2 separate regions of the Homo sapiens genome follow, and region 1 is linked to region 2. The links are chromatin contacts, found by Hi-C or POLR2A ChIA-PET in ENCODE. All regions are on one chromosome and are shown on one strand. Each heading gives the region's core, a stretch centred on a gene start or an enhancer-like site at or near the end of the contact. The rest is flanking DNA. Distances are from core to core; before and after follow the strand shown.

Region 1 (5,969 bases), core at 1-2,500, 1.2 Mb after region 2:
ACGTAATGGGTGCTATAGGGGACGTAATGGGTGCTATAAAGGACGTGACAGGGAGCAGGGTCAAGGCTACACAAGATCACGAGGACTGTCACTGGTAACACAAAGAGGTCACAAAGACGGAGAAAGGGCTTTGGGCTAACCGAAAATCCACCCTTAGAATATGCCCTGGGCCGGGCGCAGTGGCTCGCGCTTTAATCCCAGCACTTTGGGAGGCTAAAGTGGGCGGATCACCTGAAGTTAGGAGTTCTGAGACCAGCCTGGCCAACATGGTGAAACCTCGTCTCTACTAAAAATACAAAAATTAGCCGGGCGTGGTGGCGGGCGCTTGTAATTCCAGCACTTTGGGAGGCTGAAGAAGGAAGATCGCTTGAGCCCAGGAACTCGAGACCATCCTGGGCAACATAGCGACACCCTCTAATTAAAAAAAAAATACATACATATAAATACATACATATGCATACATTATATATATGTGTGTGTGTGTGTGTATATATATGTATATATATATATACACACACGCACCCTGCTACACAATTTCCATTTCTATATATCCAATTTCTATATATATATACACACAATATATATACAATTTCTATATATATACACACACACACACACACACATATACACACACACCGTGCTACACAACAATTTCCAGAGCGGCGGATGGGCACCGAGGATTAGGGAGCCTCAGGTGTCCTGCAAGGACCTCACTAGAACAGGGGTCCCTGCGCAGAAAGAATCCTCCTTCCCCGAGACCCAGGGCGAGCACATGAATCCTCAGAGTACTCTCCCCAGGAAGCAGGAGAATCGCCCGTGGGGAGATGCAAAGAGGGCTGCCGTGTAATAAGCGACTTCTGCCTTGTAGGTACATTCACTGGCTTATATGCAGCGGGCAGGTCTCACTCTTCCCCGTGTACAGACGTGGAAACAGGCTAAGAGAGGGAAACTCACTTGCCCTTCATAAGCCACAGCGGCTAGTAGTCAAAGTCAGTGTGATTCCCATGCCCTCGCGCTTCCCACCACCAAGGTGGGGACGAGGTGGAAAATATTCGGCTAGGGAAATCGCGGGGGACCCTGGGACCCTAGAAGCCGTGCTCCCTCAGGCTGACCCATTTGTTTGCACCCTCCCGCCGGAAACCCCTAGATAAATCAGGCTCTTTGCTCCCCACCTCTGGGTTCGGGCAGACACTCACTTGTGCCGACACTCAGATGAACAAGCAGATCGTAGCCGGCCTGTGGCTAAGCTCCGAAACTAGAAATTTTTCAAATGCTAGAGGCAGAAAATCACCCAATCACCGACTGGATCTTTAAATTCTCCAGCCACTCAGAGGTAGGGGCGTAACAATGGGCGTGTCTTTCTTTGCGTCTCTACTCCAGGAGCTTGGGCTGTACCAATTGCCTGCTAGAGGAAGGAGGTTTATGGTGGTGGCTGAGCATACCAAATCCAGTGGACGGCTGGGCGTGGTGGGAGGAGGCCGCCGCTGCGGCAGCCACCCGGCGGCGCGTGGTGTCGGGTCTGAAAACCCTACGCGACTCCGAAGATTTATTTTCAGAACCATCCTTCCAGCACACTCCCTCTCCCCTCTAGCCCGCACACAGAGGCTGGGCTTAGCCTTGGGGAAGATCTGCCTTTGGACTCTCACACCCCTGTTTACACTCACAGTACCATTGTCCAGTTCTGGGCAGACCACCCCAAGGCCTGCCCAATCCCTCCCCCGCCCCCAACTCTACATCCTTCTCTGCCTTTGTAAGGGACTTTACGCTTTGGCTCTCTCACCCACCTGAGGCCCATGAGTGAGAAACTCTGAGACCTGTGCCACGTGCCAGAGGGTACAGCGGAAGCGAGTAGAGTCTCTGTCTTCAGGGAAATTGTATCCCTCTTCTTGCACAGGATGCTGAAAGAATTTACTTTTAATCATCTTTATTATCTCATTGAAGCTTGGAATTACATAGCTGGAAAGGATCTTACAGGTGAGTCTGGCTACCTCATTTTACAGATAATGATAACTACCATGGATTAAATTGCCCTTTCCTTTCCTTTTTCCTTCTTAGGGCTCACTCTGTCGCCCAGGCTGTAGTGGAGTGCAGTGGCACAATCTCTGCTCACTGCAACCTCTGCCGTGGCGCGATCGTGGCTCACTGCAACCTCCGCCTCCTGGGCTCTGGTGATCCTCCCGCCTCAGCCCCCCAGGTAGCTGGAACTACAGATGCACACCCAGCTAATTTATATATATATATATATATATATATATATATATATATATATACACACACACACACATATATACACACACATATATATACACACACATATATATATACACACACATATATATATATACACACACATATATATATATAATTTTTTTTTCGTATAGACGGGATGTCACCATGTTTCCCAGGCTTGTCTCGAACTCCGGAGGTCAAACGATCCACCCACCGTGGCCTCCCGAAGTCCTAGGATTACAGGCATGAGCCCGGACCTTATTTTTCAAATGAGAAAAAAGCAAGGCTTCCAGAGATTTTACTGAAGGTCACATAGCTGATATGGAGAGCAAAACCAAACATTGAACCCAGATTACCTGCTCGCTTAATCACTCCATGGGGCTTAGCTACTACACCACACTGCTCCCAGTCTGTTAGCGGTAGAGGGTGATGACTGAAAGTTGTCCAGGTTCTTGGCGTTTTGAACAAAGAATTGGACAAAATGCCCATCAAAGCAAAGAAAGAATGAAGCAACAAAAGAACAAAAGCAGGAATTTTTTGAAAACGAAAGTACGGCTAGGCGCGGTGGCTCACGCCTGTAATCCCAGCACTTTGGGAGGCCGAGGTGGGGGGATCACTTGAGGTCAGCAGTTCCAGACCACCCTGACCAACATGGTGAAACCCTGTCTCTACTAAAAATACAAAAATTGCCGGGTGTCGTCGTGGACATCTGTAATCCCAGCTGCTTGGGAGGCTGAGGCATGAGAATCACTTGAATCCAGGAGGCAGAAGATACAGTGAGCCTGGATCGTGCCGCTGCACTCCAGCCTGAGCGACAGAACGAGAACTTGTCTCAAAACAAACAACAACAACAAAAAACAAAAACGAAAGTACACTCCACAGTGTGGGAGGGGACCCGAGATACAGAATTTTCTTGGGTTCAAATACCCCCTAGAAGTTTCCCATTGGGAACTTTACGCTTACTTCATGTAACTGAAGTGGTAGCGATAATCAGTCTGATTGGTTGCAGACAGCAACCATTCAGCCACCATTCAGAGGCTGGAGTGAAGTTACAAAGTTGCAAACGAAGACTGGACCCACACTCCTATGATTTGTTGCAGACAGCCAATCTCCCATCTGCCAATCTCCCATCTGCCATGCGGGAAACGTCAAAGGGAGTAGCCTTTGGTCCTTTTGTTCTTGTCCTTACTTAGGAGTGGAAAGTTAGAGTTTTCCTTTTTTTTTTTTTTTTTTTTTTTTTTTTTTGGGAGACAGCGTCTGGCTCTGTGCTCTGTTGCCCAGGCCGGAGTGCAGTGGCAGGATCTCGGCTCACTGCAACTTCTGCCTCCTGGGTTCAAGCGATTCTTCTGCCTCAGCTTCCCAAGTAGCTGGGACTACAGGTGCGTGCCACCATGCCCATTTAATTTTTGTATATTTGGTAGAGATGGGGTTTCACCATATTGGCCAGGCTGGTCTCGAACTCCTGACTTCGTGATCCGCCTACCTCGGCCTCCCAAAGTGCTGAGATTACAGGCGTGAGCCACCATGCCCGGCCAGGGTTTTCTTTTTTCTTCTTCTTCTTCTTCTTATTTTTTTGAGGTGGAGTCTCTATTTGTTGCCAGGCTGGAGTGCAGAGGCGCTATCTTGGCTCACTGCAACCTCTGCCTCCCCCATTCAAGCGATTCTCCTGCCTTAGCCTCCCAAGTAGCTAGGACTACAGGTGCATGCCACCATGCCCAGCTAATTTTTGTATATTTAGTAGAGACGGGGTTTCACCATGTTGGCCTGGATGGTCTCAATCTCTTGACATTGTGATCTGCCCGCCTCGGCCTCCCAAAGTGATGGGATTACAGGTGTGAGCCACTGTGCCCAGCCGGGTTTTCCTTTTAATTTAATTCTAGGAAGTCGGCGTGAAACAGCCTTAGGTTCCCTGCCTCCAGACCCTGTTCTTCTGCCTCAAGGTGACTGGCCTAGCTTCATGAAAGGTATAACCTGGACTGGAATCTCAGCTAGTAACAGCCACTGCAATGCCTTTCCAGTGGATGCTACCCTAAGCAGGTTTCCATAATGTCTCAAGCCTCTGTTTTCTCAAAATGGGAGAAAGATAAAAATAGTCTAAAATTGATTGGTGATAGTTGCACAACCCCGTGACTATACTGAAAACCATTGAATCGAATGCTTTGAATGCTTAAATTGTATGGTATGTGAATTATATCTCCATAAACCTGTTAGAAATCTTTTTTTTTTTTTTGAGACAGGTTGTCACTCTGCCACCCAGGCTGGAGTACAGTGGCACAATCATAACTCACTGCCGCCTTGACCTTCCTGCTCAAGTGATCCTCCCATCTCAGCCTCCCAAGTAGTTGGAACTACAGATGACTACCACCACGCCTAGCAAATTTTTGTATATTTTATAGAGACTAGGGTCTCGCCATGTTGCCCAGGCTGGTCTCGAACTCCTGGTCTCAAGAGATCTGCCAGCCTCAGCCTGCCAGAGTGCTGGGATTACAGGAGGGTGCCACCATGCCTGGCTGGAAAGAAATCTTGAGAGATATTTTTCTTCTCCAGTGTTGTCTTGACATATATTGAATATCAGTGGCATGCGTCATTGTGTATGAGTAAATGAGTAGGTTAAGAAAAATTTTCAGCTGGGTGTGGTGGCTCACGTCTGTAATCCCACCACTTTGGGAAGCTGAGGCAGGTGGATCATGAGGTCAGGAGTTCAAGACCAGCCTGGCCAAGGTGGTGAAACCCCATCTTTACTAAAAATACAAAAATTAGCTGGGTGTGGTTGCAGGCATCTGTAATCCCAGCTACTCGGGAGGCTGAGGCAGGAGAATCGCTTGAACCCAGGAGACAGAGGTTGCAGTGAGCCAGGATCGCACCACTGCACTCCAGGCTGGGCGACAGAGCGAGACTCTGTCTCAAAAAAAAAAAAAAAAAAAAAAAGAGAAAAGTTTTCAAGGTCATTATGGTAGGCAGAATAATGACCCCCTTCCCCAAAATGTCCATGTTCAAATCCCTAGAATTTGTGAATATTATCTTACATTGGCAAAAGGGACTTTGCAGATATGATTAAGTTTTTTTTGTTGTTTGTTTTTTTTTTTTGAGGCGGAGTTTCACTCTTTTTGCCCAGGCTAGAATGCAATGGCATGATCTCAGCTCACTACAATCTCCACCTCCCGGGTTCAAGCAATTCTCCTGCCTCAGCCTCCCTAGTAGCTGGGATTACAGGCATGCGCCACCACACCTGGCTAATTTTGTATTTTTAGTAGAGACAGGGTTTCTCCATGTTGGTCAGGCTGGTCTTGTACTCCTACCTCAAGTGATCCGCCCACCTCGGCCTCCCAAAGTGCTGGGATTACAGGCGTTAGCCACCACACCCGATCATGGTTAAGTTTTTTGAGATGAAGATGTTATTCTGGATTATATGAGTGGCCCAATGTAATCACAGGGGAAAGAAGGAAACAGGAGTCAGAGAAGATATGACAAAGGAAGTAGAGTTGAGAGAGAGAGAAAGAGAGACGTGAAGATGTTACTGCTGGCTTTGAGGTTGGAGGCAAGGGCCACAGACTAAACCAAGGAAGGCAGGAGCTCTCTAGAAGCTGGAAAGGGCAGGGAAATGGATTATCTCCTGGAGTCTCCAGAAGAAAAACAGCTTTTGATTTTAGTACAGTAGGACACATTTCAGACTCCTGGCTTCCAGAATGACAAGATGATAAATTTTTGTTGTTTTAAGCCACTAAATGTATGATAATTTG
Region 2 (6,136 bases), core at 138-2,637:
AGGTTCAGACATCTGTCCTGGGTCTGACAGCAAATAAGTCACCAGCCAGTCACCTGAGCTGCCGGAGCCAGTTTCTTCATGTACAAAACTGGGGGTGCAGAGGTTGACGGGGTGACTAATGAGGGCACACAAACCTGAAGGAGGCCCGGGCTCGGTGTGACACCTGGCTGCACCCAACATATTTAAGTTCCTTACTTCCCTCCCCTGGCACAAAGGAGCCGAGCTGGCACAGCCAGGGGCAGTCACGGAGCTGCGGGGGAGGCTGGCAGGGAAAGGGAAACGCTTCCCCAGCCCAGACTCTAGCTCCCTCTGGCTGCGGGGAGCCAAGGCCCCGGCCCATTAGTCGGTCCTTCTGGACTGGAAGCAGGCTGGTCCCGTTTGTTTCCAGGGAAAGCGGGTTAGGACTGCCTGTGGAAGGCCCCGTTGCAGGCTCCTCACAACCCCAGTGGTAGACATTATTCCCCCCACGCAGAGGAAATGAAGGCTCCGTGAGTGACTGACACGGCGATAAACCAAGTCTAACTTGGCTCAAGATCTTTTCTTTGCTGGGAGGGGCTGGTGAGGCTGCAGCAGAGGGTCCCCCAAGCTTTCTGGCCAAGCGACCTGGGTGGGTGTCCGTGACTGTACCTGCTCAGGGCTTGCCTCTAGCTGCCTCCGAACCCTACCCTTTTCCAGGCTGGTGGCCCAGGGGATGCAGGAACAGCTCTAGTCTACTAAGCTGAACCCGGACTCAATGCTAACGCGTGCCCCCACCGCCTTGAGGGTTGGGATGGGCCTGTCACTAGGCCACCTCCAAGGAAACAAATCCCTCTTCCCACTCACGTCCCGCCGGGACATTCAGGGGCCTCAGCTTGAAGCTAGACTGGAGCAATCGCCAAGCACCGCTCCCCTGCAAGGCAGCACATCCAGAGCGAAACAAAGAGTCAAGGGTTGTGGCTCCTGGAACCGGCATTCCCTCTGTCCACAGCCGCCCCAGGACTCTGCTGGGCCGGGGTCGGGGCTTCCCACTAGGGGCTCCCAAGGCTACGAGCCAAGAACCCACGCAGATGAAGGTACGGTGGGGTGCAGGGGCAGAAAGAGGAGGGAAAATGGGCCGGCCAGAAAGCCGACTTGGAACCCTGCAGTGTCATCGCAGCCAAGTGTCTTCACCTCGCAGGGCCCGAGTCCTCCTCGGTAAATGAGTCCACTCGGTCCCATGGGGCGGTTGGGTAGCTTTAACAAGCCAGTGAGCCCCGGGTCACCGCACTCTCCTCACAGGTGCCCCAACCTGGCGTCCGTCACGCTCTCGGGCTGCGGCCACGTTACCGACGACTGCCTGGCGCGCCTGCTGCGCTGCTGCCCACGCCTGCGCGCACTGCGCCTGGAGAACTGCGCGCGCGTCACCAACCGCACGTTGGCTGCCGTGGCGGCGGACGGGCGCGCGCTGCAGACATTGCACGTGGACTTCTGCCGCAACGTGAGCGCGGCCGGCCTGCGCCGCCTGCGCGCCGCGTGCCCGCGCCTGGCCCTGCGGGCAGAGCACAGCGCCGCCATGCTGCCCGACCAGCCCCCGCGCCCGCGCGCGCCCGCCGCGGCCCTCGGCAAGCTGCTGCAGCGCTAGACGCCGCCCCGCCGCTGCCCCCGGGGAAGGAGCGCAGCCCCAGACCGTCCTGGCTTCGAACCCAGCTCTTCCACCTTCAGACCACCACCGCATATTCTGAGCCTCATTTTCCCCGTCTGCACAGTGGGGATAAGAAAGCCTACCTCACGTTACGATTTTATACATAGGATAAACGCAAGATTAAATGGATATTTGGAAAACACTCGGCTGGTTCTCACTCAACACCACCGCCTTTCCCCTCTTGCTTCCGCCCCAGGCTTTCTGCTGTGCGCTCCCCACGGAGGCGGGAGGCGCCTGCACCGTCCTCGGGGACTCCGATCGCCGTTGGACCGAAATCACCTCGGTGGGGAGGACCTGACCACTCGGAGTTCGCCGACTTGCGCTCGGGGGTGACGGGGGCCAGGGCTGCCGCGCGCAGGGGTCTGGGGAGCCTCCGGGCGGAGCGACCCAGCGAGACCCCGCCGGCTCCCGGAGTGTCCTGGGGACCGCCACCTCCAGGAGCCCCGGTGGTGATCTCGGTGAAGCAGGAGGAGGGGAAGCAGGGGCGCACGGGCAGAAGGAGCCACCGAGCCGCTCCTCCTTGCGGTTTTGCCCGCACGCGCGTCTGCCCGCCCACCTTTCCTGGGGCGGATGCGTTCCCGCAGTGACCGCACTCGCGATTGTAGAAAATTCGCTCCCAATTGTTGAATGCTTACATAAACTGCATAGTTACCCATATTTTCTACTGTTCTCATAAGGGAAAAAGAAATGATTTGGAAGAAAAAAAAAGCCTCAAACTAAACAAAAACAAAACCAGCAGCCCTGGCTAAGCTTTTGATAATGGAACCATTATAAGCTGACAAGCTAGATTTTTCACCTGTTGGATTTGCTGGACATGAGCACAAGCCTAGGCTTCCAATTTGAATTTCAGGGCTGTAGTCACTGATGTGTCACATTTAGTGAAGGCTCTCGGCCCCCCGGCAGCCGCCTGGTCCTGGGTCACTGGGGAGAATTCTGGGTGGGTGGAAGAGGCGAGGAGCACTGTGATGGGCGCTGTTCACACTCCGGCTCCACCCAGCGCCAGCTGCGACAAAGCCCTTTACCCCTCCCAGGCCAGGTGTTTCTTCTGTGTGAAAGAGGAGCTTGATCCCTACTCACAGGTTCCTTAATTCATTGCTCAAATAGGGAAACGGCAAGGAAAAAGACAAATTCTGTTCTCATGAAGCTTACCTTCTAGTGGGGGAAGAGACAACAGGTAACTGGTATATAAGAGGGTAGAAGGGCCAGGTGCGGTGGCTCAATGCCTGTAATCCCAGCACTTTAGGAGGCCAAGATGGGCGATTCACGAGGTCAGGAGATCGAGACCATCCTGGCTAACAAGGTGAAACCCCCGTCTGTACTAAAAAAAAATACAAAAAATTAGCCGGGCGTGGTGGCGGGCACCTGTAGTCCCAGCTACTCAGGAGGCTGAGGCAGGAGAATGGCGTGAACCCGGGAGGCGGAGCTTGCAGTGAGCCAAGATCGTGCCACTGCACTCCAGCCTGGGCGACAGAGAGACTCTTGTCTCAAAAAAAAAAAAAAAAAAAAAAAAATGGTAGAAAGTATTTGGAAAAAAGTGCAGGCTGTAACAAGGGCTATTAGGGATTGCTGGCAAGAGATTGGGGGGTGAAGCCTCTGAGAAAGGGTTGACCAATGTAAGCCTCACTGAGAAGATGACATCTGAGGCATGAAGTGAGGCAGGGGGCATAGATACTCCTGGCAGAGGAACAGTCAGTGCAGAGGCCGCGGACTACAGGCATGGCTCATGTGCAAGGAGATCAGAGTGGCTGGAGCAGAGTGAATGAGGAGGGAAGCTGAGTAGCAGGTATCTGAGAAGCAATGCAGCCCGCAGCTTAACTTCAACATGCTTTTAAACTTTTTTCCCATTCTCTTGAGTTTCAAGATATAACCTTGAGGAAACTCAAAATCCTTTCTCCTTAGCCTTAAAATAGACTCCACGTCCCTCCCCTTTCTCACCAGATATGCTCCCTTTTCATTTATCTAACTGTATGCTACTATTTAATTGTGTGATGTCTTAGAAGTTTCAGTGGCTAATCTTGAGACAGACCAAGCCTGGAGACCCAGCTGCAAACCTCCAAAAATTACTTCAAAATGGCTAATTAACAACCTGACCATTGTTAAAATAATGTCAATCCGAGGTCCAGGTGGACTGAAGCCCAAGATAGCCACCAGAACAAAACACACAGACATCATACTCAGCCCATTTCTTGCATGCCTTCCTTATCAAGTCTTCCCTTTTAAAAACCCTAAAAATTGCTTTCCCCTCTAAAAATTGAAGCAGTTACTTTAAATAGCAATCTGGCTACTTCCCCCTTTACTAGTTTTGGGTAATAAATTTGCTTTTTATTACTAGACTTCGTTCTTGTTAATTCAAGCATCTGCACCTGCTTTGTTTGGTTATGGTAAGGGATGGGGGTAGCAGTGGATGGACAGATTAATGTGAGGAAGAAATGAGAGATGAAGGTTCCCCCTCAGCCCAACCTACCCCCAGAAGGAACCAGGGCGCCATGCACAGATGATAGGTGAAGTCCCAGCGGCCCTGGATTTTGTTCCAGGCAGAACATGTGGACAGGCAAGCAGCACCCTGTCCCACACCAGCCCTTCTGGGGACTGCCAAAGGGCTCCGGGCTGGGGCAGTGCTTACTCCAGAAACAGGGTAGCCACAGTAAGCCCTGGCCCAGCATAATCCCTTTGTCAGGAGAGCCAGCTCTGTCACACCACCAGCTGCAGTGGAGTGGCAGGACTCTGCTACTAGCCTGTGAGACACAGGCTGCTTTTTGGTGATTTCTCAGTTTGCCCACCATTGCTTTGCACTCTGGAGAGGCGTTGTTGGGAACGAATTTTTCTCCCATTACTCTGAACACTGTTGAAAGCAAGCTCAGGCTTCCAGGGGGTTGAATGTTTGTCTACAACAGAGCCACTTAAACCCCAGGCCTTTGTTTTCATCTTCTCCAAAAAGCCCCAATTTCTAGTATGTTCTATTTGTCCTAAATTGGTGGCTTAGCCTGGACAACAACAGGATCCTGGCTTCAGGATCTAATGGATCTGGGTTTCCATCCCATTTCCCTCACTTTCTAGCTCTGTGACCAAGGACAGATTGGCCCTCTCCAAACCTGTTTTCTTATCTGAGTACTAAGGATAACAAGGGAACCTTGCTTTTGGGGTTCTTTTAAGGACTGTGATTATGTAAAGCAGGGGTCACTATAGGTTGAGCTAGAATGGGGTAACCTGCATTCCCCGACAACCCCCCTTTCCCATGGAAGCTCTTTTGTAGTAAGGGTTAAGTTCCCAGTTAACCCTCCAATGCCAACTAACTCCCCTGCATCCCAAGACATAGTGATCACAGAACTCAAGCAGTGCTGGCAGCTGTGTCCAGTGCTGTTTCTAGGGACCCAAATTGGCCCCCACCTTAGCCAGAGGAGCTTTGGGTTCTGAAGTGAAGGGTCATTTTAGGTGCCCCCAGAAGGTGGGCACTGATGGAGACACATGGCTCTCCACTCTGCCTTCTAACAGACACTGTTCACCACCAGGCATGAGCAAAACACTTAACAGAGCGCAATACCTCACTTAATCTACAAAACCACTTTTGGAGCTTCCAGATAGCTACATGCATGGAGGTTCCTGGAGGGTGGTGTGTCCAGGGAGGGCATGGAATCTCCGTGCCCCTTCCCCACTAAATTAAAAGGTAAAAAACAGCCAGGTGCAGTGGCTCACGCCTGTAATCCTAGCACTTTGGGAGGCCAAGGCGGGCGGATCACCTGAGGTCAGGAGTTCAAGACCGGCCTGATCAACATGGTGAAAAACTCTCTTCTAAAATACAAAAATTAGCTAGGCATGATGGCGGGTGCCTGTAATCCCAGCTACTTGGGAGGCTGAGATGGGAGAATCGCTTGAACCCGGGAGACAGTGGTTGCAGTGAGCCGAGATCGGGCCACTGCACTCACTGCACAGCCTGCGCAGCTGAGCAAGACTCCGTCTCAAAAACAAAAAAAAAAGTAAAAAACAAAAGAAAAATCCTTTCAAACTTAGGTTAGCATATAACAAAGAGCCCTGCAGACTTAATTAATCCACCAACTAATTCATCTCACAAGCATTTACTGGGTATTGGCCATGGGCTGGGCCAGGCCCTACCTGGAGTGACTCAGCCCTAGTTAGAAGACATGCAGCTGAGGTTGAGGGGGTGTTCTTGAGTGATCTCCAAGCTTTGCCATTCATAGCTTTTGACGAGATATGACCTCTCTGAGCCTCCGTTTCTTTATTTGTAAAATGGGACCAATACCCTCTTGGGACTGGGGGATAGGGGGAGGTATCCTCATATCCTTGGGGGGCTAGAAAAGCTGAGTGCCTGGCACAACACACAAATCCCAGGCACTGGGAAGAAGCAAGCCAGGTCTATCTGTGGGTAAGCCAGGCACCCTTTGTGGCAGACAGAGCTTTTGAGCTGGGCCACAGGTTCCAACCGTTAAGGAGAATATTTCCATTGGCAGGCATGGCACA

Evidence for each region. A loop is a pair of places that touch in the nucleus more often than their neighbours do. ChIA-PET counts read pairs that join two places held with the same protein, here RNA polymerase II (POLR2A). Pooled maps may share reads with other maps.
Region 1: a pooled map shows a loop between it and region 2 (2.2-fold over the local background). The contact joins the promoter of PIF1 here to the promoter of USP3-AS1 in region 2. A Hi-C loop is called at or near these places in 2 of 50 pooled maps. POLR2A ChIA-PET finds 5 or more read pairs at or near these places in 2 of 52 experiments (HepG2 and T-cell).

The regions. Positions count from the first base shown.
Region 1 is chr15:64,824,397-64,830,365 of GRCh38, forward strand. It overlaps PIF1 (PIF1 5'-to-3' DNA helicase), which reads right to left and starts at 1,251. Exons shown (of 13, transcript NM_001286496.2): 1 at 1,173-1,251. RefSeq lists enhancers at 1-194, 1,384-1,513.
Region 2 is chr15:63,599,440-63,605,575 of GRCh38, forward strand. It overlaps USP3-AS1 (USP3 antisense RNA 1), which reads right to left and starts at 1,388. Exons shown (of 3, transcript NR_034080.1): 1 at 1,150-1,388. It overlaps FBXL22 (F-box and leucine rich repeat protein 22), which reads left to right. Exons shown (of 2, transcript NM_001367807.1): 2 at 1,258-1,802. The coding sequence ends at 1,600. RefSeq lists enhancers at 505-1,222, 1,485-2,302 and silencers at 1,290-1,579, 2,000-2,129.